Linked DNA regions of Homo sapiens: region 1 is linked to region 2. A link is an interaction called in ENCODE POLR2A ChIA-PET data of the cell type or tissue named here. Cell type or tissue: OCI-LY7. All regions are shown on one strand. Each heading gives the region's core, and the rest is flanking DNA. Links, peaks and the distances in the headings are about the cores only.

Region 1 (15,383 bases), core at 5,642-9,641, 54 kb after region 2:
TTGTATTATAAATCTGGGATCCAATGTTGGGTGTGTATATATTTAGGACAGTTATGTGTTCTTCTTAAATTGTACCCTTTATCGTTATATAATGGCCTTCTTTGTCCTTGAAATCTTACTGTACTTGGTTTAAAGTATGTTTTATCTGATATAAGAATAGTGATTCCTGCTCTTTTTTGTTTTCTGTTTGCATAGTAGATGTTTCTCCAACACTTTACTTTGAGCATATGCATATTGTTACATGCAAGATGGGTCTCTTGGAGAAAGTAGACAGATTGGTCTTGTTTTTTTACCCAACTCACCCTTCTGTACCTTTTAAGTGGGGTGTTTAGACCATTGACACTCAAGTTTAATATTGATATGTGAGGTTTTGATCCTATCATGAAGTTGTTATCTGGTTGCTTTGTAGTTTCCATTGTGTAGCTGCTTTATAGGATCTGTGGGCTATGTACTTGAGTATGTTTTTGTGGTAGCAGGTATCATTCTTTTGTTTCCACGTTTGTTGCATGGAACTCCCTTATGGATATCTTGTAAGGGTGGTCTAGTGGTAGCAAATTCCCTATGCAGTTGCTTGTCTGGAAAAGATATTATTTCTCCTTTGCTTATATAGCTTCGTTTGAGGAGATAGGAAATTTTTCTTTATACTTTAAGTTCTGGGGTACATATGCTCAACGTGCAGGTTTGATACATAAGTATACATGTGCCATGTTGGTTTGCTGCACTCATCAACTCATCATTTACATTAAGTATTTCTCCTAATGCTATCCCTCCCCCAGTCCCCCACCCCCTGACATGCCCCAGTGTGTGATCTTCCCCACCTTGTGTCCAAGTGATCTCATTGTTCAATTCCCACCTATGAGTGAGAACATGCGGTGTTTGGTTTTCTGTCCTTGTGATAGTTTGCTGAAAATGATGGTTTCCAGCTTCATCCATGTCCCTGCAAACGACATGGACTCATATATATATATATATTTTTTTTTTTTTTTTTTTTTTTTTTTGGAGACGGAGTCTTGCTCTGTCACCCAGGCTGGAGTGCAGTGGCACGATCTCAGCTCACTGCAAGCTCCACCTGCTGGGTTCACGCCATTCTCCTGCCTCAGCCTCTGGAGTAACTGGGACCACAGGTGCCCACCACCACGCCCGACTAATTCTTTGTATTTTTAGTAGAGACGAGGTTTCACCGAGTTAGACCAGGATGGTCTCGATCTCCTGACCTTGTGATCCACCCACCTCAGCCTCTCAAAGTGCTGGGATTACAGGCGTGAGCCATGGCGCCTGGCCAATCTCATCTTTTTTATGGCTGCATAGTATTCCATGGTGTATTTGTGCCACATTTTCTTAATCCAGTCTATCATTGATGGACATTTGGGTTGGTTCCACATCTTTGCTATTGTGAATAGTGCCACAATAAACATACATGTGAATGTGCCTTTATATTAGCATGATTTATAATCCTTTGGGTATATACCCAGTAATGGGATTGCTGGGTCAAATGGTAATTCTTGTTCTAGATCCTTGAGGAATTGCCACACTCTCTTCCACAATGTTTGAACTAATTTACACTCCCACCAACAGTGTAAAAGCGTTCCTACTTCTCCACATCCTCTCCAGCATCTGTTGTTTCCTGACTTTTTAATGACTGCCATTCTAACTGGCATGAGATAGTATCTCACTGTGGTTTTGATTTGCATTTCTCTGATGACCAGTGATGATGAGCATTTTTTCATGTGTCTTTTGGCTGCATAGATGTCTTCTTCTGAGAATTGTCTGTTCATATCTTTTGCCCACTTTTTGATGGGGTTGCTTTTTCTTGTATATTTGTTTGAGTTCTCTGTAGATTCTGGATATTAGCCCTTTGTCAGATGGGTAGATTGCAAAAATTTTCTCCCATTCTGTAGGTTGCCTGTTCACTCTGATGGTAGTTTCTTTTGCTGTGCAGAAGCTCTTTAGTTTAATTAGACCCCATTTGTCTATTTTGGCTTCTGTTGCCATTGCTTTTGGTGTTTCAGACATGAAGTCCTTGCCCATGCCTATGTCCTGAATGGTATTGCGTAGGTTTTCTTCTATGGTTTTTATGGTTTTAGGTCTAACATTTAAGTCTTTAACCCATCCTGAATTAATTTTTGTATAAGGTGTAAGGAAGGGATCCAGTTTCAGTTTCTGCATATGGCTAGCCAGTTTTCCCAGTACCATTTATTAATGGCCCCCACTCTTTTCTGGCTTGTAGGGTTTCTGCTGAGAGATCCACTGTTAGTCTGATGGGCTTCCCTTTGCAGGTAACTCGACCTTTCTCTCTGGCTGCTCTTAACATTTTTTCCTTCATTTCAACCTTGGTGAATCTGACGATTATGTGTCTTGGGGTTGCTCTTCTTAGGAGTATCTTTGTGGTGTTCTCTGTATTTCCTGAATTTGCCTGTTGTCCTGCCTTGCTAGGTTGGGGAAGTTCTCCCAGATAATGTCCTGAAAAGTGTTTTCCAACTTGGTTCCATTCTCCCCATCACTTTCAGGTACACGAATCAAACATAGATTTGGTCTTTTCATATAGTCCCATATTTCTTGGAGGCATTGTTCATTTCTTTTTAGTCTTTTTTCTGTAACCTTGTTTTCTCACTTTATTTCATCAATTTGATCTTCAATCACTGATATGCTTTCTTCCACTTGATCAAATTGGCTATTGAAGCTTGTGCATGCGTCATGAAGTTTTTGTGCCATGGTTTTCAGCTCCATCAGGTCATTTAAGGTCTTCTCTACACTGTTTATTCTAGTGAGCCATTTGTCTAACCGTTTTTCACGGTTTTAACTTCCTTGCAATGAATTCGAACATCCTCCTTTAGCTCAGAGAAGTTTGTTATGACCAATCTTCTAAAGCCTACTTCTGTCAACTCGTCAAAGTCATTCTCTATCCAGCTTTGTTCCGTTGCTGGTGAGGAGCTGCAATCCTTTGGAGAAGAAGAGGCACTCTGATTTTTAGAATTTTCAGCGCTTCTGCTCTTGTTTCTCCCCATCTTTGTGGTTTTATCCACCTTTGGTCTTTAATGTTGGTGACCTACAGATGGGGTTTTGGTGTAGATGACCTTTTGGTGATGTTGATGCTATTCATTTCTGTTTGTTAGTTTTCCTTCTAACAGTCAGGTCCCTCAGCTGCAGGTCTGTTGGAATTTGCTGGAGTTCTACTCCAGACCCTGTTTGCCTGGGTATCACCAGTGGAGGCTGCAGAACAGCAAATATTGCAGAACAGCAAATATTGCTGCCTGATCCTTCCTCTGGAAGCTTCGTCCCAGAGGGGCAGCTGCCTATATGAGGTGTTTGTCGACCCCTACTGGGAGGTGTCTCCCAGTTCCATTTCACGGGCATCAGGGACCCACTTGAGGAGGCAGTCTGTCCATTCTCAGAGCTCAAACGCCATGCTGGGAGAACCACTTCTCTCTTCAGAGCTGTCAGACAGGGATGTTTAAGTCTGCAGAAGTTGTCTGCTGCCTTTTGTTCAGCTATGCCCTGCCCACAGAGGTGGAGTCCAGAGGCAGTAGGCCTTGTTGAGCTGCAGTGGGCTCCACCCAGTTCAAGCTTCCCGGCTGCTTTGTTTACCTACTCAAGCCTCAGCAATAGCAGAAGCCCCTCCCCCAGCCAGGCTGCCATCTAGCAGATGGATCTCAGACTGTTGCACTAGCAGTGAGCAAGGCTCCGTGGGCATGGGAGCCACCAAGCCAGGCACAGGAGAGAATCACCTTGTTTGCCAGTTGCTAAGACCTTGGGAAGAGCACAGTATTTGAGCAGGAGTGTCCTGTTTTTCCAGGTAGTCTGTCATGGCTTCCCTTGGCTAGGAAAGGGAAATCGCCTGACCTCTTGCACTTCCCAGGTGAGGCGATGCCCCGCCCTGCTTCGGCTCACCCTCTGTGGGCTGTACCCACTGTCCAACCAGTCCCAATGAGATTAATCAGGTACTTCAGTTGGAAATGCAGAAATCACCCTTCTTCTGCATCAATCCTGCTGGGAGCTGCAGACCGGAGCTGTTCCTATACGGCCATCTTGGAACAACCCGAGATAAGAAATTTTTGGTTGAAATTTATTTTTTTTAAGAATGCTAAAAATAGGCCCCTAATTTCTTCTGGCTTGTAAAGTTTCTGCTGAGAAGTCCACTGTTAGCCTGATAGGGTTCCCTTTGCACATGATCTGACCTATTTCTCTAGCTGCCTTCAAGATTTTTTCTTTAGCATTGACCTTGGACAGTCTGGTGACTATATGCCCTGGTGGAGTTAGTTTTGTATAGTTTCTCCCAGGTGTTCTCTAGATTTCTTGTACCTGGATGTCTACCTCTCTAGCAAGATTAGAAAATTTTTCTTGAATTATTCCCTCAATATGTTTTCCAAGTTGTTTACTTTTCCTCCTTCTTTCTCAGGAATGCCAGTAATTCATAGCTTTTGGTTGCTTTACATAATACCATGTATCTTGAAGAATTTGGTTGGTTGTTTTAATTCCTTTTTTTTTTTTTTTTTTTGGTCTGACTGGTTTAGTTTGAAAGACTGGTCTTCAAGCTCTGAAATTCTTTCCTCTGATTGATTCAGTCTATTGCTAAAGCTTTCAATTGTATTTCAAAATTCATTGAGTTTTTCAGTTCCAGAAGCTCTGGTTGATTTATTTTTAAGATGTCTCTTTCTTCATTTCCTGGATTGCTTAGCAGTTTCTTTGTGTTGATATTCAACTTTGCCTTGGATCTCATAGACCTTCCTTGCAATCCGTGCTTTGAATTCTTTATCTGTAGTTTCTGAATTTCCATTTTGGTTAGGGACCCTTGCTGGACCAATTAGTGTGATCTTTTTGTGTTGTCTCCACATTCAGATTTTTCATGGTGCCAGAATTCCTGTGCTGGTTCCTTATCATCTGGAGAGACTTGCACTTCTAATTTTTGTAGTTATTTTTATATAGGTAGATTTTTTTCTTTTTCTTTCTTTCCCTATTATGTTTCCCTTCCTTTTTCTTTTCCCCCCATTCCCTAGGGAATGTGACTGTAGAGAATGCTGGATACAGTCTTTTGGCTTTGCTTCAATAGCCGTAAGCACTCTTTTTTAGTGGGTTTTATATTGGGCTGTGCTGTTTGACCTACAAGCCAGTAGAAGGTACTTATAAGTAAGTAATCTGTGGCCAACATGGCTGGGTATATACATGATCCTTGTTTACTGGCAGAAGCTGTTTCCTTAGTCAATGGGCTGATTCATGGAAGGCACAGTGGTCTGAGCTCCATGTTCAGCCACTGGTGGGTGGGGGCCACGATGGGCAGGGCTGGACTGGGGGGTCCACCTACAGATCCCTGATGGCAGGCATGAGCATCAGTGCCAAGGGAGAATCCAGCAGGCAGCCACCAAGTACCCAGAGGAGTGCCTAGGCATGGAGCTGGGAAGCTTACTTAGCTCTTCAAGTTCTCTGCATGGGGATGGGAGAGGGCCTAAACTCCTAATCTGGGAAAGTAGGTGCTCCAGATGCTTGGAGATCTATTTGAGCGTGGAGCAGAGAGAGCCCCCACTACACCAAGATGTCTGCACAGGAGGGGTGGGGTGACTCAGACTAACAGGGTGGGCAAGCAGGTGCTCTGAATACCTGGAGATCTGCCTGGGCATACATCAGAGAAAGCTCAGGTGCACCATGATCTATATCCAGGAAGGGTGGGGTAGCTCAGGCTGCTGAATAGACAAAATGCTCCAAATACCTAGAGATCTGCTTAAGCATGAAGCAGAGTGGGCGTCCCTGCACCAGGAACTCTGCCCAAGAAGGGTAGGGTGGGTCAAGCTGCTGATCTAGGTGAGAAGATGCTCTGAATGCCTGGATGTGGAGCAGAGAGAGCCCTAATTCACCATGATCTATGTCCATGGAGATTGAGGCAGCTTACACTGCTGGCCTAGGGAAGTGGGTGCTACAAATGCCTGGATTTCTGCCTGGGGGTGGAGCACAGAGGGCTCTACTGCACCACAATCTCAGGGGAGCAGGCTGAGGGTGCCCAGCAATGGCACACACAGACCGGTTCCAAGTTTCCAAGCTGTCCCTAGCTGCAAGTCTCACCTCTCAGGAGAAACTGCTGCTGTAGTATTTCTCTGCCACCTCTACGCTTGCAATGAGGGACAGCATAATTCTAATGCCTAATGCTGAAATGCCTTCCTCAGTTCTGGCTGTGGGAGCTCCTATTCCACTTCAGAGTGGGTGCTCCAATCTCTGGCCTGAGAATATATTGTTTGTGTGGCCATGCTGCTGGGTAGCCAAAGAATGGCTGACTTTTTATGTGCCCAGGTTAAAAACGGCATCCTTATCTCAGTCCTGGCTCTGGGACTGTGTCTGCAGCTTTTCCCTATCTTTCCATCACAGCATATTCAAGCCTCTCCCTGTTAGTTACAGGGCTTGGGAGAAACATAGTGCTGTATCTCAGCCGGAATTGCTCAGTATCACTGAGCAATTTGGTATCACCACCAAATGGTTTTGCTCTGCATCCTCCCCACCCAAATCTCATATCGAATTTTAATTCCCCGTGTTGAGGAGGGAACCTGATAGGAGGTGACTGGATCATGGAGGTGGATTTCCCTTCTTTTGTTCTTATGACAGTGAGTTCTCATGAGATCTGGTTATTTAAAAGTATGTAGTAGGGCTGGGTGTGGTGGCTCATGCCTGTAATCCTAGCACTTTGGGAAGCTGAGGCAGGCAGATCACTTGAGGTCAGGAGTTCAAGACCAGCCTGGCCAACAGGGTGAAACCCTGTCTCTACTATATGTACAAAAATATTAGCCAAGCATGGTGGCACATGCCTGTAGTCCCAGCTACCAGGGTGGCTGAGGCAGGAGAATTGCTTGAACCTGGAAGGCAGATGTTGCAGTGAGCCAAGACTGCACCACTGCACTGCAGCCTGGGTAATAGAGCAAGACTCTGTCTCAAGTAATAATAATAATAATAATAACTATGTAGCACTTTCCCCTTCACTCTCTCTCTCCTGCTCTACCATGGTATAAGACATGTTTGCTTCCTCTTTGCCTTCTGCCATGATTGTAAGTTTCCTGAGACCTCCCAGCCATGCTTCCTGTATAGCCTTTGGAACTGTGAGTCAATTACACCTCTTTTCTTCATAAATTACCCAGTCACGGGAGTTTGTTATAGCAGTATGAGAACAGAATACACTTGGATTCCCAGTGGAAAGGTCAGTCACAGGGGAAGGCTGTCTGCCTCTCTCATATACTTAGGCTTCAATCACCATTATCAGCCAGACACCATCACCAGAGCTGTTTGCTGGCATTCTCCTCCCTGGAATCAGTGATGTTCTTCATAATTCCACTGGATTCCCATTTTCCTTCTTGAATTAAAGCTCACGGAGTAGACCTTTATGAACTATCGTGCTATTTCCAAGTAGCTAAGGCATGCTAAAAGCTTCTAATCTGCCATCTTGGGGGAAAAAAAAACACCTGTCTTTTTTTTATATGAACGGGGCCTTAAACCAATCAAGTAGGTGTTGAAGAATTTTTTTTCTATAGAGGTATTTCAGATTACAAATAAAGAAGGAATGAGAGAATGTTACCTTTTTGCAAACTCCTTATAGGGATATAGGCTTATTAATTGCTATGGACAAAATTTCATCCCCCCATATTTTATGTATTGAAGCCCTGGATCCCAATGTGACTGTATTTGGAGATAGGGTCTCTCTCAATCCATTTTCTGCTGCTATAACAGGATGCTATAGACTAAGTAATTTATAAAGACAAGAGATGTTTTTGGCTCACAGTTCTGAAGGCTGAGAAGTCCAAGATTAACTAGCCACATCTGGTGAGGACTTTCTTGCTGTGTCATAACATGGTGGAAAGCATCACATGCTAGAGGCATGAGCACAAGACAGAAAAAGATAAAGGGGGGCAAATTCCCATGAAAACAGAATTAATCCATTCATGAGGGCAAATTCCTCATGATCTAATCACTTCTTAAAGTTCCATCTCTTAATACCATTACAACGGTAGTTAAATCTCAACATGAATTTTGGAAGGGACATTCAAACCATCAAAGGCCTTAATTACCTTAAGGAGGCAATTAAGATTAAATAAGGTCACAAGCATGGAACCCTAATCCAATAGGATGAGTGTCCTTATGAGAAGAGGAAGCGACACCACCAGAGCTCCGTCTTCACGCACACACAGAGAAAAGGCCATATGAGGGAACAATGAGAAAGTAGTCATCTAGAAGCCCGAAAGAGGTCTTACCAGAAACAAACTTTATTGGCACCTCGGTCTAAGACTCTGAACCTCTAGAACTGTGAGAAAATAAATTTCTGTTGTTTAAGCCACTCAGTCTTTGGTATTCTGTTTTAGTAGTCCAAGGAAGCTAATACATTGATATCAAAGGAGAGAACAGACACTATTTTTTTTTATGGACATATATACCACCACCTATGAGGTGATTTTATTTATAAAAAATTATGAATCTGAATCACATCAAGATTTAGTGCTAAGTACTAATTTCATAGAAATACATGGAAATGGAGAGACAGAGGAACATTTCATGATACCATGGGGAGCAATCAGCAAAACTCAGAGTAAGAAAAATTTCATAGGAGAAATGACTGTTTCATCAACAAATATATCTCAAGGAAATAATACAAAGAAGTAGAACCTATAAATTAAAAGATATTGAATAGATATATCATCTAAATGCAATATATAAACCTTCTTTAGATGCTGATCCAATCAAACTGTGTGTGTGTGTGCGTGTGTGTGTGTGTGTGTGTGTGTGTGTGTGTGTGTGTGAAGGGGTTGGGGGCAGAGAGAGAAAGAGAGAGAAATTTGAGCCCTGAGTGGATATTTCATGTTATTAAATAAATGTTTAGGTTTATCTTTTAAATTCTTGATAAGACAAGATATCTGGGATTTGCTTCAAAATAATCCTATTGTATGATAGGAGACGTAAGAAAGGGTGTAGATAAAACAACAGCAGTAGGGAATTAATGTAGAAATTATTAAAGGTTCAGGAGTTTTATTCTATTAGTCTCTCTATGGCCTGTGAATTTTTTACATTAAATGTTTAATTTAATTTCAACTCCGATTTACCAGCAAACTGAATATATCCCTGTTGCTCATATTTTGAAAGGATCCAATCAATATAGAATTGTTGTCAAGATTAAATGAAATTGCCTATGGAGAACAGGGAGTCTGGTGGCTAGAAAAGATAACAGAAAGTCCAGCTATGATGGCTAAAATATTATGTTTCAGGATTTCAGCTCACCTCAAAATATCCTGTGCAATTAATTCAAAAAATCCTGTATTGATTCTATGCAAATAACACAGACAAAATGGAATTCCTATACATTTAGCATATATTCAGAAATAAAATCTTAAGCACTGCATCTTTGGTTCCAAATGATTATTTAGTGTTTCCCTGCCTGGTGTCCAGCACATGAAGACTTCTTTAAGTCCCATCTACCCAATGCGTACTATACTTCCAAACTCAGCCCTGAATAATCCCAAGTAGCTCTTGACATTACTAACATTATTGCCTCTTTTTCTACACCATGCATACCTGCTATTGCCTTCTTCAAGTCCAACATACCCAGTTGCTCTCTCCATTTTGACCTTGTCTCCTCTCAGGGGTCATTTAATTTCTCCACCTAGGTTAAACTCCTCAGGACAGCCCTTCCAAGTCCTAAGGCATGGGTAGCCCTGCCACCAGTTTCTCCATGAGTTCCCATAGCAAAGATGATGCCCTTTCAAAGTGCCTCCTTCCTGTCTGTCCACCCTACCCTTGTCATCTCACTATCCAGCCTAGCTATTGTCAGAACTTTCAAATCATTCTCTCAGTATCTCTTACTACCTCTCTGCTGACACTTTACTTCCATTTTGCAATATACTTTGTCCAAATTTCACAAAAAGCAATGAATCCAGGATAACAGTAGCCTTATGTGGTCTCCCCAAGACTGATACCATGTTGCTGTTGACCTAGCTGCATTTTACTATTACTGGAAATCAACTAATTAGGCAATTTAGGGGGTATTTTGCATCCATTTTTTTCATTTTCACTAAGTAGGGTGACCTTGTAGAACTGCAACGGTTATTCCCCAAAGCAGGCCTAATGGCTGGCAATCTTAACGCTTGTTCAGTTTCCAAAAATGCTGGATTCCATATTCTCTTAAAAGAGAATAACCCAAACCTCTAATTCTCCACCATTGTCTATTCCAATTTTGCCAAAGAATTTAGAATGGTTTAGTGCCCAAATAGGATATATATACAGCATGGAAAGAACAGACAGATTACAATTAAATCTTTGATTAAATCACATCCCTTATTCTAGGCTTCAGTTTCATTACTGATAATATAATCTCTCTCTATTTTTTCTATTTTTTACTTGTACTTATTCCCTAAAATCCCAAGAGTCCTTTGAGGTCAGAGATTGTATTTTATTTTCTTTGTATCTCCTATGCCAAACACAGTTCTTTCAAATAGTAGCATTAGATTAATCTTAAATAAACAAATGAATGTCCAAGGTTCTGTGAAATTGTGACTTCCATAGAGATATCCAAAACACCTGACATCATCACCAGTTCTGCATAGCAGTAACAGCCAACCATTTATGATGAACATGAGCTACAGGCGCATTAAAAGCCTGCCCCAAATTGTGAGGTTCAGTTCTTGGCCACAATCCTGGAGAGGCAATAGTATGCAACGAGAAGTGTGCCAGAATCTGCTTCAATTCAAGGTACCACTGGAATCAGCATTATCTTGTGCAAGCTACTGGGCATAGGGAAATCACAGATTTTAGGGACAGGGGCCCTGAACACAAAGTTAGTTCCACTGGTCTCCCATTAAGAGTCTTTGTATGTAAGAAACAGAACTTACTTGAGCAACTTTAAGTAAAAGGTGATTTTTTTGAAGAGAGATATCAAAACAAACTCAAAGTCAGGGAGTGTAGACAGGTACCCAGAAAGCCTGGTTCCAGCAACTAAACACACATCACCCAAACGAGGCCACAGACTCATCCATTACTGAGTCCCTCACTCTCTGTAGCCACATGGTCTCTTACCCCCTCTTCTCTCTGCAAAGCAATTTTGTTGTTCCACATGTAAAGAGGCTAAATGGAGCTGCCAGATCCTATTATTGTCTTAGTGCTCAGTTCAGTTACCCATGGAGGCTGGCTCATGGTTCTCAAGTTCATTTCCAGTGTCCTGGAAGGTGGGGTTTGATTCTCCCCCACAGTCTGGACAGTGATCTCTGTCTACCCACTCAGCAGGGGCTGCAGTAATCTACTTTCTGAAGAGTGATGATTTTAACCAGGGACATGAAATGATCAGATTCCACTTCATAAGGCTCACACTGGCAGAGGTATAAAGGATACCCAAGGCCAAGAGAACAGTTCAGTGGGTGTTGCATTAACCAGAAAAGAAATGAGGAAAACTTAAAATCAGGAAATCTGCCAGGGAGACAATATGTAAATGAATTTGAGAACTATGAAAGAATTAGAATCACGAAATTCAATGTGGGAATGAGAAATGGAGATTTCTGATCTAGAGAGAGAGAGATGACACAACTAGTCACTGAACAAAAGAACTAAGCAGAATGGCAAGTTTGGGTGGCGTCGGGGATAGGACAGGAGTGAATAAATATATCATATTTCAACAAAGAACAACAATCTGAGTACAGATTCTTAATGATTTTTCAACTTTACAATGATGCAAAAGTGATATGAATTCAGTAGAAAGCATACTTCAAACTTACAATTTTGATCTTTTCCCATGCTAGTGATATGCAGTACAAGACTCTCTCACACTGCTGGATAGCAGCAGCAAGCCACGCTATTTTTCACTTTCAATACAGTATTCAATAAATTGCATGAAAAATTCAATACTTTTTTATAAAATAGGCCTTATGTTAGATAATTTTGCCCAACTGTAGGCTAATGTAAGTTTTCTGAGCGCATTTAAGGTAGGCTAGGCTGAGCTGTGATGCTTGGAAGGTTAGATTTTTTTTTCTTATTAACCAGAGGAAGTAGGTTAGGTAGGTATATTAAATACATTTTTGACTTAAAATATTTTGAATTGATGATGAGTTTATTGGGATGTAGCCCCATTTGTAAGTCAAGAAGCATCTGTATAAAGGTTAGATAGAAATACCAAAGGTAAAGTAGGGAAAACATGACTCAAAATGATCAGTTACAAACACATTTCTAATCATATTAGTAGAGGCAGGAGACAGAGAAATCCTAGGCAGTCAGGGATGGGTCACCAGCGTAACCCAACCTTCAAGCCAAAGACAGTCCCAAGTAAAACCTCAGATCAGAGTGAGAACTTCTTTCCTGTTTGCCCACTCTTTCCCAATTGGTTCTTTTTGAATAATGCCTTTCAACCAACTGAATGTTGCCTTTTCCAATACTACCTGTGGCCCGCCCTGCCACTATTCTGTGCCTATAAAGGCCCCAGACTCAGTGGGTAGACAGAGAGAGACGACCTGAGTTTGGGGAAGACAACCTGCTAGTCCCATTCCCTCTCCAGCTCTCCTCTCCATTAAGAGCTGTTTTCATTGCTCAGTAAAATTATCTGCCCTCACCATCCTTCAATTGTCAGTGTGACCTCATTCTTCTTGGACACCGGACAAAAGCTCAGGATCCACCAACTGAGGGTAACCAGAAAGGTTGTCACACTGGCCCTTTGCCCTCGCCAGCGGTGGGCAGCCACCCTACACAATGGGACCAGGGGCCAACTGAGCTGTTAACACACCGCCGTCCATAAGACTGTGGACAGCAGAACTAAAAGAGCTAATTAGCACACTAACACCCCCTCTGGGGTTTCAGGGTCATGGGCACCCTTGCCTGGGCGCCACTGTGTTCCTCTCAAGTGATACACCTGGTCTGGCCACGTGCCCTGCATGGAGCTTGTTCCTATGTCAGCACCCAGAGCGGCCAGCCCAATTCCACACTCCCTTGCTCATCTGCTCCCTCCTTCAAGGGGCTGAGCCAAGTAGACAGGGCACCCCTACTGGGAGTCCAGCAAAGGGGCTGAGAAAAATCCTGCATCAATATTACTTCCCAAATTAACACCCCTCAGTGGCTCTTCTTACTAAAAGATAAAAATCCAATCTATTATGCATGGACCCTAAAGCTCTTCATTATACAGCCTCTGGCTACTTCTCTACCCTAAGCTTCTGCCACAACAAGCAATAAAACTAACTACAGTTTCCTGGATGCACCACCTTCTCTTATTTCTTCTGTGCATTTAGACATCCTGTTTCCTCATCCTGGATATCCTCCCTCCCTCAGCTGCCTGGGCTTCTATTTGTTCTTCAAGACACAGTTCAAGACACCTTATCCATCCAAACCTACCTCACATACACTTTTCACTTGGTGATCTGTGTACTCCTTCATCTTGGTGCCTAGAAAATTGCTAAATTTCTGTTTCTAACATTGCGGCTTGTCTTGCCAGACTGTGAGCCCATGAATTCAGAAAATGTGTTTGCAACTCAGTATTGCAATGGCTACACATAGTAACACCTATCAAATGTTTGTAACTAGCTGGAACAATAGCACAGGCTCTGCAAAGATAACACACAGCCATGATAGCATTTTTCCCTAACAGTGTGAATCTCCTTTCTCTCTCTCAATCTCATTCTCTTCTTCTGCTTTCCCAGTATTGCACATTTCCTCTTGGAGTGGGGATAAGGGAAAATTCATTTCTGCTTCAGTCTTTGTGTCAAATGGGCATTTCCATGGCCTTTGGTAACCACCCACCATGGCCTTGGAATTAAAGTACCCATTGGCCTTATATAATTGTTCAGAAATAGATGGCAGACTCATTTTAAGTAAATTAAAATATATTCAGGGAGGAATCAAATCTACATAGGCTGAAAATAAATAAGGATGAAGAGAAAAATTCACAGTGGGACAGACCCAAAAAGAGTTGATTCATAGGTTTTAGAGAAAAGTTTAAAAGTTGGATGGACTCTTGGTCTATTTGGGCTGTTACAAGAGAATACCATAGACTGAGTGATTTATAAACAACAGAAATTATTTCTCACAGTTCTAGAGGCTGGGAAGTTCAAGATTAAGATACTGCCAGATTCAGTGTCTGGTGAAGGCTTATTTCCTGGTTCATAGATGATCATCTTCTCATTTTACCTCACATGATGGAAAAGGAAAGGGAGCTCTCTGAGGTCCCTTTTATAACGGCATGAATCCCATTTATGAGGACTTCACCTTCATGACTTATCACCTCCCGAAGACTCCACCTCCTGACACCCTCACATTAGGAATTAGGTTTCAACCTATTAATTTAGGGGGAACAAAAACTTTCAGACCACAGCAGTTAATACACCTAAATACACTCCTCATTTTTTCTCAAACCAGATTACAATAACATGGAAAGAATAGGAGGTGACAAAGTAAAAAAAGTGAGAGATACTGTTCTTTTGAGAACTTTGTAAACTAGATACTGAGAACCATAGGTGCAATCTTAAATCAGAGTGGAGTGAAAGTGGGGTGTGTGTGTGTGTGTGTGTGTGTGTGTGTATGTGTGTTAAAGATAAGATTTAACCCTATCTGTGGGTTTGAAGAGAAGAAAAGGGGAACTCAGAAAGGATACTGTTGAGACTGAACAGAGTGGGGCCAGGAGCCCAGGGGAGGGAAGGCCCTTCCTCCTCCCAGATGATGGCATCCCTACCCGATTTTCCAGCTCATCTCCCAACACTACCCCAACATATTCTCCTTCTAACCCCCTCCTACTCTCTCTGATTATGCCACACTTTCTCATGCTTTCAAGGTTTTGCACACATTTTTCCCTCCACCTGGAGTGTCAGTCCCCCAGTTGTCTCTAGTAAACTCTGACTTACCCTTTTCAGACACAACTCATTGATCTTTTTTACTGGGAAATTTCCTTCATTCTCCTATTTAAGCAAAGTAAATGCTTCCTCTCTGGTACTCACAGACTTGTACATTATATGCTTACTGGTGTTTTTATCCCTTCTGACTCCTGTGAAAGAAAAACAGATTTTGGGGCCCCAAAATCACTAAGTTAAAGGGAAAAGTCAAACTGGGAACAGCTTAGGGTAAATCTGCCTCCCATTCTATTCAAAGTCATCCCTGTGCTCACTGAGATAGATACATATCTGATTGCCTCTTTTGGAAAGACTAATCAGAAACTCAAAAGAATGCAACCATTTGTCGCTCACCTACCTGTAACCTGGAAGCACCTTGCCTGCTTCAAGTTGTCCCGCCTTTCTGGACAGAACCAATGTACATCTAACATATATTGACTGACGTCTCATGTCTCCCTAAAATGTTTGAAACCAAGCTGTGCCCTGACCACCTTGGGCAAATGTCAGGACCTCCTAAGGCTGTCATGGGTCCGTGTCCTCAACCTTGGCAAAATAAACTTTCTAAATTGACTGAGA
Region 2 (15,383 bases), core at 6,821-10,820:
GTGAATAGCCAAACAAATGTCGGTCATGTCATCCCTGTCTGTAAAACACTACCCCAGGCCACACCTGAAATAAGTGACAGAGCTGAGATTGGAACCAGGACTATCCGGCTGTGGAGCCCAGTGTCTTAATCATGATGCCTTGTGACTTTTTGAGAGGAGAGCTCAGCAAACACAAAATTTACATTTGGCAGAAAACATAGACATTTATAGAGTCAAACACACATATTTTAATAATGATGAATATAAGTCACAAAGCAATTCCAAACTATTACACATCTACAACCCTGAGTGGTGAAAATAGCTAAGAGGGTTGGAATTCCAGCTCTGCCCCTTGAGAGCTGTGTGACCTTGGGCATATCACTGAGTTTTTCTGAGCAACAATTTGTTGTTTAAATGATATTCCCTTTGGAATCCTGGGAAGGTTTTATGTCACTGTAAATCTGTTGCCAGACTTACAGATTTTGTACATAAATACCCAACAAGAGTATCATAAAATATGTGCTCAGTAAATGATAAAATTGATATTTTCATATTCTGTATTGTATCGCTATGTCTTTGTACATGCTTTCCTATTACCTCATGTACCTTACAAACTCCTACTTACCCTTTAAGACAGGAACTTGGGGCCCAGACCCTCTGTGAAAACTTTGCTGTCCCTCTCTTGAGCTCCATTTCATGGTAGAGGTTATCATTCCTATCTTACAGCCATGACAGCACCTAGAGGTAGCAGCAGAGCTAAATAAGAGATGGAGGACATGACTCTGTGGCCAGAACCTTCCCCAAAATTAAAAGAGAGGGAAAGGGGATTGTAGAACAAATGAACAATCATTCATTCAACATTTATTGAGCATCTGCCAAGTGCCAGACATAGTACCAGGCACTGAGGAAGCAATGTTGAATACCATGTGGTCCTTGTCCTGGCACAGCTAAATGCTAGTGGGGGAGAACGACAAACCCACTCACTGATTAACATTCAGAGTGATGTGTGAAATCACACTGCAGGTGAGGAAAGTCTGAGGCAGAGCTCTTGGACTGCACTTTGGAAGACAGGCAAGAGTTTGGGAAGGTGAGAAGGGAAGGCGTGCATAAGGCATGAAATGGAATGGCGTATTTGGGAAACTGCAGATTGATCAGAATGCTTCCAATAAAGTAAACTGGGCACCTTGGCCTTTATCCTAAATGATATGGGAGCCCTCACAGGAGAGTAACAGGGTGATGTTTGTTTTCTAGATAAGTGTCAAATCCTTTCTACCAACCTGGATCATTCTATTTCTTTCTACACACATTCATTAAGACAATATTTCTCCCAACATCAGTTTTGAGATTTCTGTTATTTTCCATCTCTCAGATATTGGTGAGGACCCAGTCTTGCCTAACAGAGTGGAGATTAATGTACTCCAACCCTGTGGCTCCAATTACACAGAAAAATGTGATAAAGGAGTGATGAAAGCTGTGAAGGATTTCTTTTTCTGATAAAGGGAAATACCAAGACACTTGGCGGAACACATTTTATCATCTTGTGTTATTATCAGAAAGAGAAAGCCTGCTCCCCTGCTCTATCGGCCAATTCTGCCACTGTGTCAGTGAGTAGTTTGCAATCAATCAGGGAGATGGTGCTTGAATTCTGGATGGCCCATCTCTGTCTGTCTTCTCCCTATGTGACTAAAAAAGACTCTTTATATGACAGGGCCATTTATTAAGAGCAAGATTTCAGTATTACTTTCTGTGATAAAGCAGCCAGAGACTGCTTTGGACTTTTTCTGGAATCAAGATATCCTACCTCTTCAAAGCTCAACACAAAGACCTACATCAACAAAACTATTCATCTCAGAGAAGAATTCTCCTATAAGCCCTTCATCTGGATACCTTCATTTTTTAACATCTGCTTTCTTCTTCACCTCCTTGATTTGGTGTTTGTCTTGCTAGTTCACAGACATTGCTATTTCTGTAACCAATAATGAATTAATTTCCTAAAATTTAATAGGGTTTTAATAATAATGTCTTATCATTAGATAGCTCTTTTACTATTTAGAAAACCCTTTCACCACAAACCAAATGACCCCCCAGTTAGTGTACTTCTTAATTAAAATTTCTCTTCTCTTAGAGCTTTCTAGTAATCCTGAACTTGGGTTCTAAGGCTAATTCCACCCACCTCTTGGCCAGCCTAGTGTACCAGTCACCTTTCACTAGGTAATGCAGTAGTAGTAAACAATCCCACTATCCCAGTGGCTTCTAACAAAAGTTCATTTCTTGATCATATTACATTTCAGCAGTAGGTTGGCTATAGCTCTACTCCATATGTTTTCTTCTTTCTTGAGCCTAGATTGAAGGAGAAAATCTATCTGGGACATGTCATTCTTGCGTGGTGGGGAAAGGAGCAATGACAGAAACATGTGATATCTCTCAATGATTCTGTTCAGCATACATGCCTTCTACCCACATTTTGCTGCCCAAAGAAAATCACAAAGTCGAGCCTAATGCTGATGGGACACAGAAGTGGAACATTCTCACAGGAAATATAGCAAATAATTGGAAACAGTAATACAATTTACTATACTTGGAATGCCTTGCTCATATTCACTGCTGAGGAGTTTGTGGTGCTTCCTAAAAGCAATACTCCCTTTTCTTTCCTTTATGTGTTGTCAACACCAAAAACCACGATTTCCTCCATTTTTACCCCACCTCAGAAGCCCACCCAGTCCTGTGTGTTGGTCTTTTCCCTCCCCTTTGTAATCTGGGAGAGATAGTCTAGAAGCAGAATGAATGATCACTGGTACCTGCAAGGGTTCCCTAAAACTTAATCATGGCAGAAGTACCTTATTGATTTTATGAAAAGTTATTGGGTTTAAAAAAGCAGGATAAGATTTCTTAGAATTTTTGAGCTAGGAGGAATTATAATTTTAAAAATTATCTTAATTTTGTAAATTTTAAAAAAATGCTATAAGGGCCGGAGAGGTATATTTATTTGCCAGTGCTCACAAAGCTAGAGAATGATAAGGCAAAGACTACAACTCAGATTTTTAAAAATCAGGCCTTTTTCATCACCCCAAGTCACCTAACCTGTTGCAGACAAACTTTAGCAAAGGTTTTGCCTTTATCTCTCATAATGTGCTGTGAAGAAGAGGAAATGTGGCCCAGATGATAGTACACTTGAGTGGAATTGTACCTTGTTGAAAGAATATACCCAGAGTACTGATTAATGTGTCCATACCCATTTCAAGGAGGTCTCTAGGAGTACACTAAAGGAATACTAAGTCTTATCTTAGCCAATAATTTTTATTAATTACTGTGTCACAAACATAAAGATCACACTGTGATAGTCACTGGCCCTGTTCATGAACTATCCTTGAACACCTGATAGAATTGCAATTTCTGATCTCCATGTGGTTGGTGAGGCCATGAAACTAATTCCAGCTAAGCAAAAAAAAGTGATGTGTTACTTCCAGCCTGGAGCATCTAATTGCTAGTGTAAGACCTTCCAGAGTCTTCTTCCTTCTGCCATGTTTACCAACAACATTGCAGGTGAAGATTTCACTCGGCCTGACCCCTGCAGGGAAGAGACAAGAAGCAGAGTCCCAGCCAATCCATAATGGACATATGACGTAAGCAAGAAACAACCCTTTGGATTTTATTAACCACTAGGATCCAGGACTTGATTATCTTTCAATACAGTGGAGCCTATCCTGACTGACTCTCATACTAACAAATATCTAATATTTTTAAAAGTTTAGAAAGATAATCACTATAATGGAAGACCAATTCAGGGTTAAAAAGTATTGTTGCAAATAGGTATTAATGGCTAAATGTGCCTAACAAAATAGACCTTGAAAATGCCAATGTAATTTCCTATACTTAAATTTCAGAAATCAATAGCAATTCATAAGTGAAAAGGTCTGTGACCTATAAGCTCAACAGGAATCAATATTGTACTTTGGATAACAAAAATTCTAAACTCACTGGTAAGCTGCATTCATAAAAATGTAGTATTTAGAAATCAAGGAAATTAATAGTCCTGTATGCCACAGAGAACACACCGAAAGCACCAGCTTCAGTGAATGAGGGAATAGCCAATGGAGAATACCAAGATGCTAGGGGAACTTGAACTATGACAGATAAGGAGTTGTTAAAGGATCTGAGATGAGTGGCCTAAAAAAGAAGAGACTTAGCAAGGACATAATGTTTTCTTTAAATATCTGGAGATCAGCACTGTCCTGGGTTACAGGAAAATAAAATAAAATAAAATAAATATCTAGAGAGCTGTAATGAGTGAGAAAGTTTGATTCTGTTTTACATCAAGGCCTGGAACAAAGAGTCACAGGACAAAGCTATAAGTAAGAGGCAGGCCCTGGGAAGCCTCCTTTAACCTCCATAGAGAAGTCTCTCTTGATCCTCTAGATAAGCTTGGCCTTTGTTGAAACAAAGATCACACTGAATTTGTCTATATGAAGATGGCAGAAAACTGTGAGGTTCTTCAGGGAAAGAATACATTATTTATCTATATTCCAATATTCAGTACACATTCAGTATTTACAGAATGAAGTTCAATCAGAATAAATGTTCAAACAAACAGACCCCTACAGTAGTGGAAACAGCACAAATGTCCATTGTTTAGGGAATTCATCCAGTGAGGCCAGGGCTGGAGGAGATGACCTTCTAATAGTTGTTCTAATTCTGCTTCTAGCCTTCTGCAATTCAGCTAAGTCTTTCCTGGAGTCTGGCATTTAAAGCCCACCTCCAACTCATGTGCTCTGAACACATGGATAATTCGAGCTGTTTTTCATTCTGTTTCCAAACTCTGGTGTGCAGTCACTTACAGAGTATGGCAGACTTCCCAAGTCATCTGGAATGGGCCATGGGATTAAAACAAACATCTGGAAAAAGGAGGCAACATTGTACAGATCAGTGAAGAGCTGGCCCATCTCAAATGAACAAAATGTTGTGGGTGAAAGAAGATTTCCAGTCACAGTCAAATAGAGTAGCAATAGACTCCTAGAATCAGAAAATATTTTTGGATCGGCCAAGTTTCAGCACCTCAAATTAAATCAGCGGGAACTCTATTTCAAATTCAAGATTTGCCTTTTAATGTAAAATCTGCAGAGAGAGAAATTTAGTTATCAAAGGAAACAGTTCTATTTTAGCACCATATTTTAGATTGTTGTAAAGTGACATGTAGTTGAAAATATCTCAGGCATGACAGGATAAAATTGTTTTAATAAAATGTCCATCTGGGCTTCTGGTTTAAAATGATGGCTTGAAACCATATGTTTGTCACTGTTCCCTTCCTCCAAAACTTTTTAAAATGATGTTACAAGAATTCAAAAGTATAAATCTACAAGGGCAATGAATGGGAAAGAGACAAGAACAAGAGATAGGGATCAACAAATTTTTGGAAGACAGAGAGTAGAAGAAGGCATTCGTGGGCCTGAGAAAGCTGAATACCAGATACTGCAGAAAAGCATGCCAAGAAGAGATAGCCCATTCATGCTGCACAGCTCTGGAGAGGCTGGCAGATGGAGGGGTCTGCTTCCACCACAGGTGAGTGTGAGTTGGGGGGTTAATCAAAATCTCTGTAGCAAGCAATGTAATCCCAGGTCCCACCCCTATTCCTGAAGCCAACTACCTCTCCCACTCAGGAAAAAACTGGAGGATTATGACGTGAAAAACTGACATGGAGCAGCTGCTAATGTGGGGTTAGTAGGTATCATGAAAGAGGGCTATGCTGAAAACAAGAAAATTAAGTGAAAGTTTACATATCAAAATATGAGATTGCCCATTCTGCTTGTATCAAACCAGCTCCAGGAATACTTGACAGTATGTTCTTCCAGGCAAGAGAACAGTTTTCTCGAGAAACTAAACTACCCGCTAAAATGCCTTATGGGCACAGATAGTTGAGTGTGTCCCAACAGAGAGGCCTGGTTCCCACCAAATTAATACATAGCATAATGCATGCACCTCCCATGGGTACTTAGGACTTCCAATTACCTGTTTAGGATACCATTCTTAACCATAAGTAGACTTCTAAGGACCACCAGACATTTGTGTAAAGTCTACAACATGAAAGAGACCAAAATAAACATTTTTTAAAGTAACACAACCCAGAAAAAAATAAAGGAAAAATACAGAAAAAAAAATTTCAGAAAACTATAATTGATATCCTCATATATCAAGGTAAAGAATAAAGTGCAATTTTATAAAAGAATTGTTGTAACAAAACATTTATAGAAAAAGATCGAACTCTAGTCAATTACAAGTACAACAGCAGAAACTACAAATTCAATAGGATGGTTGAAAGAGGAAGTTGGGGATAGTCTCTGGAAGGTGGACCAAGTGATGGAATATACGAAAAAAAAAAGAAAAGGCAATTAGAAGACCAATCCAGGAGATTCAACGTATAGTATTATAGAACCAGTAAAAGAAAAAGAGGTGGGAGGAAATTATATTAGAAATAACACTAGAAAATTTTCCACAGCAAAAAGATCTGAGTTTCTAAATTGAGTGTTACCACTCATTTCTTGGAAAAATTAATGGAAAAAGGCTTATTATTGTCACATTTGAGGACTTTGGGGATAAAGAGAAGACTCTAAAACCCACAAAAAAGAAAAACAGTAGTGATATACTAGAGACTAAGAATCAGTATTGTATTATTTAAGGCAACACTGGAAGCCAAAAATCAATGCAACAAAGCTTTCCCAATTCTGAGGGTTTTAACCCAAAGTCATAACCAGACACGTTGTCATTTAAGTGTAAGTATGTGGAAAATGCATTTTCATATAGGCAACTTTTAAAAAAAAAAGGCTTTCCTTAAATTCCTTTTCTGGGAACCACCACATGTTATTCTCCACCAAAGTGAGGAAATACATCAAGAATTTTTTAAAATAGGGTCTAGAAAACAGGAGAGCTAACACAGGAAAGGGATAAAGGGAAGTCCCAAGATGACAGCTGTGCAGTGGGTCCTGGAGAGCCACCAGTCCAGACTGTATCAGAAAGACAATTCCAGAAAGAAGGTTTCCAGGAAAAATAAAAACAAAAACAGAAAAACAGACTGGTAGAATACCTGGTGAGTTTGACTATGAGGCAGATAAAAATACTAAAGTGGATTTTTTAATTAAGCCAAAGAAGATTTTTTTAAAACAAAATAGGAACATAAAAATGTAAGTAAAAGACAAAAAAAAAAAAACCCTGCAATTAACAATTCCAGAGGAATTGATCAAGTGTATTACTTGTCTCAGCATAAAAAAAAAAAAAAAAAAAAACACTCCATTGGAACAGCTCACACAGTTGCTTGAAAGATCCATGTCATTTCCCTTCTTAAAACACATCAGTGAATCCCCATGTCTTTCCAGGCACTCAGAGTTTTATGAACCTAAATAAATTCCATCACTTTTCAATGAGTAATCTAAATTCCAGAGAGGTGACCTGACTTGGCCAAGTGTTTTAATCAAGTGAGGCATAAGCCTGAAAGAACTCAGGTTTCTGTCTTCTAATTTACTTCCCCTTCCACTGCCAGCCCAGGTGACAGAAACACCATCTCCTGTTTTTATTTTTGAAATCACAATAGTATACAATTCCCCATTGGAACATACATTCAATTCCAAGAGCTATTTACTTATTCAGCTATCCCCTACCTGTTAAAAATAGAACACAGGATTATTTCTTTGATATTGTTCTTTCACAACCTACAAAGAGATAAGGACCTGGAATGAGCTACCATGAAACGCTCACTGACCCAGGGGAGGCTCTGGCCAAATGAGCTACCATGAAATGCTCACTGACCCAGGGGAGGCTCTGGCCAATCTCTGCCGTGTTGCAGCACCTATCCTCCCACAATCCTGGTAAAACAAGGCATGAAGCAATGGGCAGTTTTAAGATAGATAATGGGGACAAGTGGGACCATAACCTCAGTGCTCATGACTTAAGGCTGCTTCAATCCAGCTACTGTTGCAGTAGATCCAGGAACACTGCCTTTCTTTCTTGGCATCTATTCGAACATTCACCAAATCTCTATGGGTGTCTGCTCTGGTGAGGCAATGGGCCCGCCTTCAGTATACAGTGGTGAGAAAGATAGATAGCCCTTCACAAAGGCTAAGGTCAAGAATCTAGTGAAAGTTGACAGAGTTCACATGCAAATGTGGAGGGTATTGGGTCAGAACCCGCCTCATATACATCAACACATACCCCATATCACAACCACAGCCTGCCTGACAAACCTTAGCCCTAATATTTTGAATCATCCAAAACAGAATGGGCTGCTGCCTTGGGGGTATCAAGTTCCCTGTCATTGAAGGTTGATTGATCACAGGCAGAGGAGTCAAAATGCAAGTGTGACTTTAGATGGTAAGGCCTGCCCTTTCCCCATTTTCGATGCCTGATGAAATCCTACTCCTCCATCAGGAGCAGGTTCAAGTGTCCTGTCCTGACACTTCTCAGCAGTGTTCGACATCCACACTCTGGGTTGCTGTGGCTCTCTGATCTGTTCACTACTGTTTCCCTCGTGCTGTTTCTTGACAGGAGCTGGCCCATAATTTTTTGTTTACAAATCTATTTCTTCACTAGAGAGAGAGGATGGTTTTTTTCCTATCAGCAAATGCCTGGTGCATTGGAGGTGCTCAAGCTGTGTTTGGTGAAGGAATAAAGCCAACCTTATTCCTCTCTATTCTACAACTGGACCATCCTTGAATAGTCTGCTTCCACGCCCTCAAACACAGCAAGGTCGATCCCACCTCCTAATCTCGGCTTGTGCTGTTTCCTGCCTGGAATGCCCTCATCTCTCATTATCTCAACAAACATTTTTGAATGCCTACTGTGTGCCAGACATTGTGCCAAGGATTGGCAAAACACTTCCCTCCTCTCCTATAGCTTAGAGCAAAGGCATGTAAAAGAGCAGATAATTATAAATTGGCATAATGAGTAGTGATATGATAAGTAAGCACAGGGTGTTGTGGGATCCCAGAGATACCCCCAGCCCTAACTCACGAGGTTGAAAAAGCCTCACCAGAGGAGGTGGCATTGTTGCTGCACCCTGAAGGTGTAGTTAGGGTCAGCCAGGTCAAGGAAGTGAAAAGAGAGTCTTGGGTGCACGCCCTTCCTGTCACCCTTCCTACCTGTCCCACTTCAAGGCCCACCTTCTCCAGGAAGCCAACCCCAGCTTCCCCAGTAGTTTTGGCCCTCACTGAGCACTCTCCATTGTACTCCTACATCCACGTGCTCTATAACTGTGGTTCCAGTAAGGAATTGATACAGTTGGCTGTCTGAGAATTCTTCAAGAAAGCTTGCTAAAAAAAAGAAAAACAAGAACAAAACACAGGTTTCTCAGTCTATTCCCAAATATACTGATTTAATTAGAATCTGTACTTTCCATGGGCTCCCCAGGTGAGTCTCCTGTCCAAACAAGTGTGGGAATTACGACCATACACCATTCCTTCCCACATACGCTACACCAAGCTATGTTTATTTTCTAGTGAGATGTTAATGCCATTTTCTCGCCTCTGTTTTTGATCTCAAAGCTGACATCAATTGTCTGTTATATCTACTGTCAATCCTGTTTCTAGCACAAAACTGTCATCAAAATAGGTACTCAATAAATATTTAAAGTCAGTGAAGAAAAGATATGCATGAAAGTCAGAAAGAATACTGCTGGGTATGATGGCTCCCGCCTGTAATCCCAGCAGTTTGGGAGGCCAGGGCAGGTGGATCACCTGAGGTAAGGAGTTCGAGACCAGCCTGGCCAACATGCCAAAACCCCGTCTCTACTAAAAATACAAAAGTTAGCCAGGCGTGGTGATGAGCACCTGTAATCCCAGCTACTTAGGAGGCTGAGGCAGGAGAATCATTTGAACCTGGGAGGTGGAGGTTGCAGTGAGCTGAGATTGCACCACTGCACGCCAGCCTGGGTGACAGAGCAAGACTGCATCTCGGAAAAAAAATAAAAAGTAAGAAAGACTAGAAAAAGATAGACATTTGGCCTTCAGGACTAAAATTTGTACTATGTCATTGAATAATTCTGATACATGGCATTTATACAGCACTTTACAACTTATAAAATGTCTTCCCAAATGTTATTGCAGTTGATCCAACTATCCCTTGGGGTGAGTAGGCAGGGCTATTACTACTATCATAACCACTCTAATTTATAAATTAGCTAACCTAATTAGCAAACTGAGGCTTTGAGGTGTTAAGAAATTTGCCCAAGTAAGAGAGGTTCAAAACCAAGTTTTAAAAATCCGGAAAGCTCCCTCTCATTTCTTTCTCATCTCACCACTTTTTCAAAGGATTTCTGTTAAGTACAGTAAATATGTTGTTTTCTTAGTTTAGATAAAGAGCAAAAATATTGGAGGTGGAAATAAATCTCATGTAAGAAATATACTTGTCTGTGAGATAGCCAGTGATGAATTTGTGGGTACCAGGGAATCATTCCAGTCTAGCCATAGGAAGATAAATGTTTGCATTTGGCAGGGGAAAAAAAGGATGATGATGGCAAATAAAGGCCCAGGAGTCTGCAGATTTTGTCATTGCCTTCCATGACATGATATCTGCAGTGATTAATGAAAACTTTTTGCACAGTGATATTTAATCTCTGAGTTAGGGGTGTTAGATGTAAACATTCAAGCAGTGGACAAAATTTCTCACCAAAAATGAGATCTGGGGACACAGGCCCTGGTTCACAGAGAGTGTGCAAATGGGAGAAATTTAGATAGCACAACAAGATCACTGAGGAACTTGCACAACTATTCCTCAATTTACCCAACTGTTAATTCTGGTAGGATTTTCCCTCAGGGAGGATGGGGCTAATTTTTCAACTTCCTGCACAATATGCTCACCCTGAAAGATGATGCAACCATGGACTGGATGGTTCTAAACTGGGGTTTTCAACAATGTGGGGTCATATGCTGTGAAAGGGAGACTTTCAGATATCATCACAAGCTTGCTCAATCATTTTCATACAGAAGAAATATGACAGTACTTGGGAACTGTGATTCCGTCAGAATCTAGGAGACTCACAACTTCAGTCAAGTTAGCAAGCTTTTACATACTTCAGAAGCTTGGGGCCTCCTCTCTTCTCCTTCAACAATGTTTCACCAAACATAAATCAGAGCTGTCTCTCACCCTCTGCATTCACAACAAAGCACACGCTTACCAGGCCACACAGGCCAGTCCTGAGACCATCCTAGGTTCCTCCCTCCTCCTCCTAAGCATCAACTCAACAGTAGACTGTGTCAGCCAGCCCTCTTCTCTTCATCCTCAGGCTATAGTCCTAGCTTTTACTTCAGGCTTTTTGGGGGAAGAGTGGGAGGGGAATAGTGATGACCATTGTCACAACTTCCTGAATAGTTTTCCTCCTTTCAGGTTTTTCTCTCCATTTCTTTCTCTACCTTCCTGCTTGAGTCATCGTGCTAAAGGAGACATGACCAGGTCACTTCTTTGCGTAAGAACTATCAGGAGCTCTGTTAGTGTGAGAGAGAGAGAATCCCAAGTTGCTTGCATGCCCTTCTAGTCCTTCACAGTCTGAGCCCAGGCTACCTGTCCCCTCCATCTGTCATTTGCCCTCTTGCCCCCTCCTTTGACACTCCCTGTCCCTCTGGGCTTATTCACCATCCCTTCTATCCATATCACACTTGTCGAGGCTCCAGGCATTTATTCCTAATGCATAGACCCATGACCCAGAAATTTACTTTGCCTGAGATACAGTTACAGTACATTTCCCAGCCTCCTTTGTGACTGGGAGATGGAGGAACTCCTGAGTTCTGGCTTGAGGAATGTAAGTACTAATTTGTGCCATTTCCAGAACTGGTCCATAAAAACCTTCCATATGTGATTCTCCATACTCTTTCCCCCAAGCTAAAGTCTGTGAAAAACAGATATTAAAAAACTTAAGTGCATAAAAGCTTAGAAAAAGAGAGAGATTTTAGGCTATGTGGTTATATTTACTGCATTTGAGAAATGCAAATAAGTATCTCAGGCTATTTTGATTACCGGACTGTGATCTTTTATCTGCTACCTACTGTGAGATTAGACCATATGCATAATAGTTTCTAAATGATGTCAAGTCATTCTTCAAACCTTTAGTGGAAAACGACTATGTGTCAGGCACTGGGCTTTGTGCTGAGAAAACAAAGTTGTATATCACACAGGCCCTGCCAGCAAGATGCTTAAATGATAATGGGAGGGGCAGGGAAGTCACCAAAAATAACAACTTAGTGCAATGTGTGCTCTTGTAAAAGTGGGAGGCAGAGACGAGGGAACCCATGCTCCTTTCATTCTGTGGCTCAGCCATCTTCACAGGGGTGGTAGGAAAGACACGAAAGGAACAAAGGTCTAGGATAAAAATTCACAGAGAATAACACAAGATAGAGATAAATAGGGTAGATGTAAATACTCCCTACAGGAGTCAAGAAGAAAAGTAAGTATTGGCCTGGAAAAAAAGGGAGAGGTGGAAAAAGATGACAAAGAAAACAGTACATAAAGCCCCACACCAAGAGGAAGGATGGTGCATTGTGGAATCTGCAAGTACAATAGAAGCTCTTCCAAAGAGCTTTGCTTCACTGACTGATTGCCCTTTGCGTTCTTCAACCAGCACTCTTTATTCCCTGTAGAAACTGACTGATACCCATAGCACTCAGATGGGCCCAGGGCTAGTAGGTTACTCTCTAGTGTCAAAGATAAAGCCAGACACAAGTTAAAGTGAGGACAGATTTTAAGTAGTAATAACTATTCCAACAGAGAAAACAGTCTAGCTGGAACTGCACTGAGCTCCAATTTATAAAGAGCTGATTGGTCATTTTAAAGCAAGAATGAGAGAATGGGGAGTGAGGTGAGCAGGAGCTGAGTGGAGTTAGGGAAGCGAAAACTTACAACGAAGGATAAGTCAGTCAGTGTGTTTCTACAGGGAATAAAGAGCACCAGTTGAAGAACACAAAGAACAATCAGTTAGTTAAGCAAAGGTCTGTGGAAGAGCTTCTACTGTACTTGCAGATTCCGCAATGCACCATCTTCCTCTTGATCTGGGGCTTTGTGTACTGCTTTCTTTCTCTTCTCTCCACCTCTCCCTTTTTTCCAGGCCAATACTTATTTTTCTTCATGACTCATTTGGGGAGCATTTGCATCTACCCTATTTACCGCATCTGTTTTATTTATGTGTGATCAGGCCAGCCGTGTCTGCTAGCTGGCAATTACCAAAGTTAGGATTCCATCCTCCCACAGAAATTGGAAGACAGAGGCCCCGTCCTTAGATGTTGGCTGAAACAAACAGTACATTTTTTTTGGCAGCCTTAAGTTTTCTTCGGCAGGCACTTTGAGCTGTTAGTAATGATGTTAGTGTTTGTTCAAGTCTGTATAGAACAAGGTTGAGGCCTAGTGGAGAAGAGAGCTCAAAGGAGCCTGGCTAGAGTTTGGTCAAAGACAGAGTCTTTGTCACTAGTCCGTCTGCTCACCTTGTGTCCCGGAATTGAGTGGTATAACACACAACAAAGACTGAGAGCTAAGGGAGCTTGATCATTGTCACTCGAACCTGTTGTTTTGCAGACAAGGAAGCTCCTCCTTCCTATTACTTGGTGAACCCTTATCCGACCTTTACATCTCAGTGTAGACATTGCCACTTCCTTCAGAATGCCTTCCTTGACTCCCACCAAATTAGGATGGAATCTCCTGGTGTGCATGCCCATAGTGCCTGAACCTCCCTAATTTTCTACATTTTGTCTGCATGCTGACCTCGCCATTAGATTTGAAGTTTCCAAGAACGGTACTGTTAGTCCTGCTCACAGCTGCAGCCCCAGCACTTAGGACAGCAGCTGCCACTTGAAAGGCACCCAGGGAACACTAGCTGCATGACTTGGCAGCAACTGGCTCAAGTCACCCAGGGAAACTGGCACTTAGGACTCAGTGGGTGAGGTTGAGTCACAGCCTACCTTTCTATCCAATGGAAGGGCTCCTGGCTCCCTCTGCCACAGTGACAAAGTCCTAACAGGACCCTCTGTCTGTCCAGAGATCCCAAGGTGTCCCACACAGGCCTTTCTTAGGGTGACAGTCCTGTCCCCAGGTCTCTATCCCCAGCATCCCCAAGGTCCATATCTCACAATCTCAAGAATCCAAGAAACAAATGTGTGGAGGGCTCCAATAACTGATAACAAAAATGTTGCCATCCAGGAATATTTCCATGAAGAAAGAAAAGTTGTAGAGATATGATATGGTATTTTCATCAATCTCTATGCTCAGTTCTTCAGTGTTTACTGTCATGCATGGCCTTGACCACTTTAAAGTTATTTTGTAGACTGTTCATGTTTGCCTGAGGTTTCCTCATTATTGTATTTAGAACATACTTTCTTTTTTTCACGAATACCAGAGAAATGATGTCTGTCCTTCTCAGTGGATCATTTCAGGAAATACACAATGTTGGCAATTGTTTAACTTGTTATGCTTATCATGATGTATATGTTTTCACTTCTTTTCACCCAGGGCAGGATGACAGGCTTCTCCCACGGGGCAGCTCCAGCACAGCACCGTGGCTGCCCAAAGCAGGGCAATGAACAGGACCATGCAGCCCTGTGAATACTTGGTGGGAAAGAGGCCAGTACTGTCTGCCTTAAGTGCAGGTCACCAGAAAGGTGGTACTGGCATTATGAATCTGCTGTGCCTACGTAAGTCAGTCTTGATAAGAAACCTAAGGGCTAGCTAGATGAGGAAATGGTGTTCAACTGTCACACACTATACCTGAGGATGTCAAAGGCAGAGACCCAGATTGGGGTGGTTGAAGTTGAGTAGAAAGCAGTGATAGAGAGCCAAGCGTGGGGGTGGGTAACTGTAACCTCAGCTACTCAGAAGGTTGTCGCGGAAGGATCACTTGAAGCCCAGGAGTTTGTGTTCAGCCTGGACAACATAATGAGACTCTGTCTCTAAAAATAAATAAATGTATTTTTATTTAAAAAGAGAAAGTAGTAACTGATTTATGCACTTGACAAAGAGGGCACCCTTAGGTAAGGAGATGTTTTTAGATTTCACTTCACATTCACGAAAGCCTTTTTTCAGAGGCAAATTTCATGAACAAGGATAAATCACCTTCCATATCCTTGCTACGAATAGGAAAAGAATTTTTTCCATTTTAAGGAAATGTATGATTTTAATTAAAATGAGAAGATTTGAGTGAGTTGCTAAGAAACAAGACCCTATCTGTAGCCATAGGAGCTTATACCATTAACATCTGGCTATAGATGGGTTTCCTTGGAAACAATTCCTAGGCATTCTTAAGCGTTAACACTGAGCAAGAATAAAGCCTTCTTAATAGGTGGAGACGAGGACCATAAAAAAAGATTTCTAATTGAGCAAATTGACCAACTATAAAAGCAAGCTATGCCAGCAAAAAATGATACTCAAATACAATAACCTCTTTTCAA

What was found. Peaks named below come from ENCODE experiments on the same cell type or tissue, not always from the same donor. Only the 100,000 strongest peaks of a DNase experiment are listed, where the experiment ranks them.
Region 1: POLR2A ChIA-PET joins it to region 2 with 7 read pairs; 2 of 35 experiments call an interaction of 5 or more read pairs at or near these places.

What each region holds. Positions count from the first base shown.
Region 1 is chr11:87,375,177-87,390,559 of GRCh38, reverse strand. All of the region lies in intron 2 of LOC107984361 (a long non-coding RNA gene), which reads right to left. Among named protein-coding and RNA genes, the nearest start is that of LINC02711, 340 kb to the left of the region's middle. In OCI-LY7, for the core only: no CTCF peak of the experiment used is centred there; no DNase peak of the experiment used is centred there.
Region 2 is chr11:87,430,034-87,445,416 of GRCh38, reverse strand. The region is part of intron 2 of LOC107984361 (a long non-coding RNA gene); the gene reads right to left. Among named protein-coding and RNA genes, the nearest start is that of LINC02711, 280 kb to the left of the region's middle. In OCI-LY7, for the core only: no CTCF peak of the experiment used is centred there; no DNase peak of the experiment used is centred there; H3K27ac peaks cover 259 bases.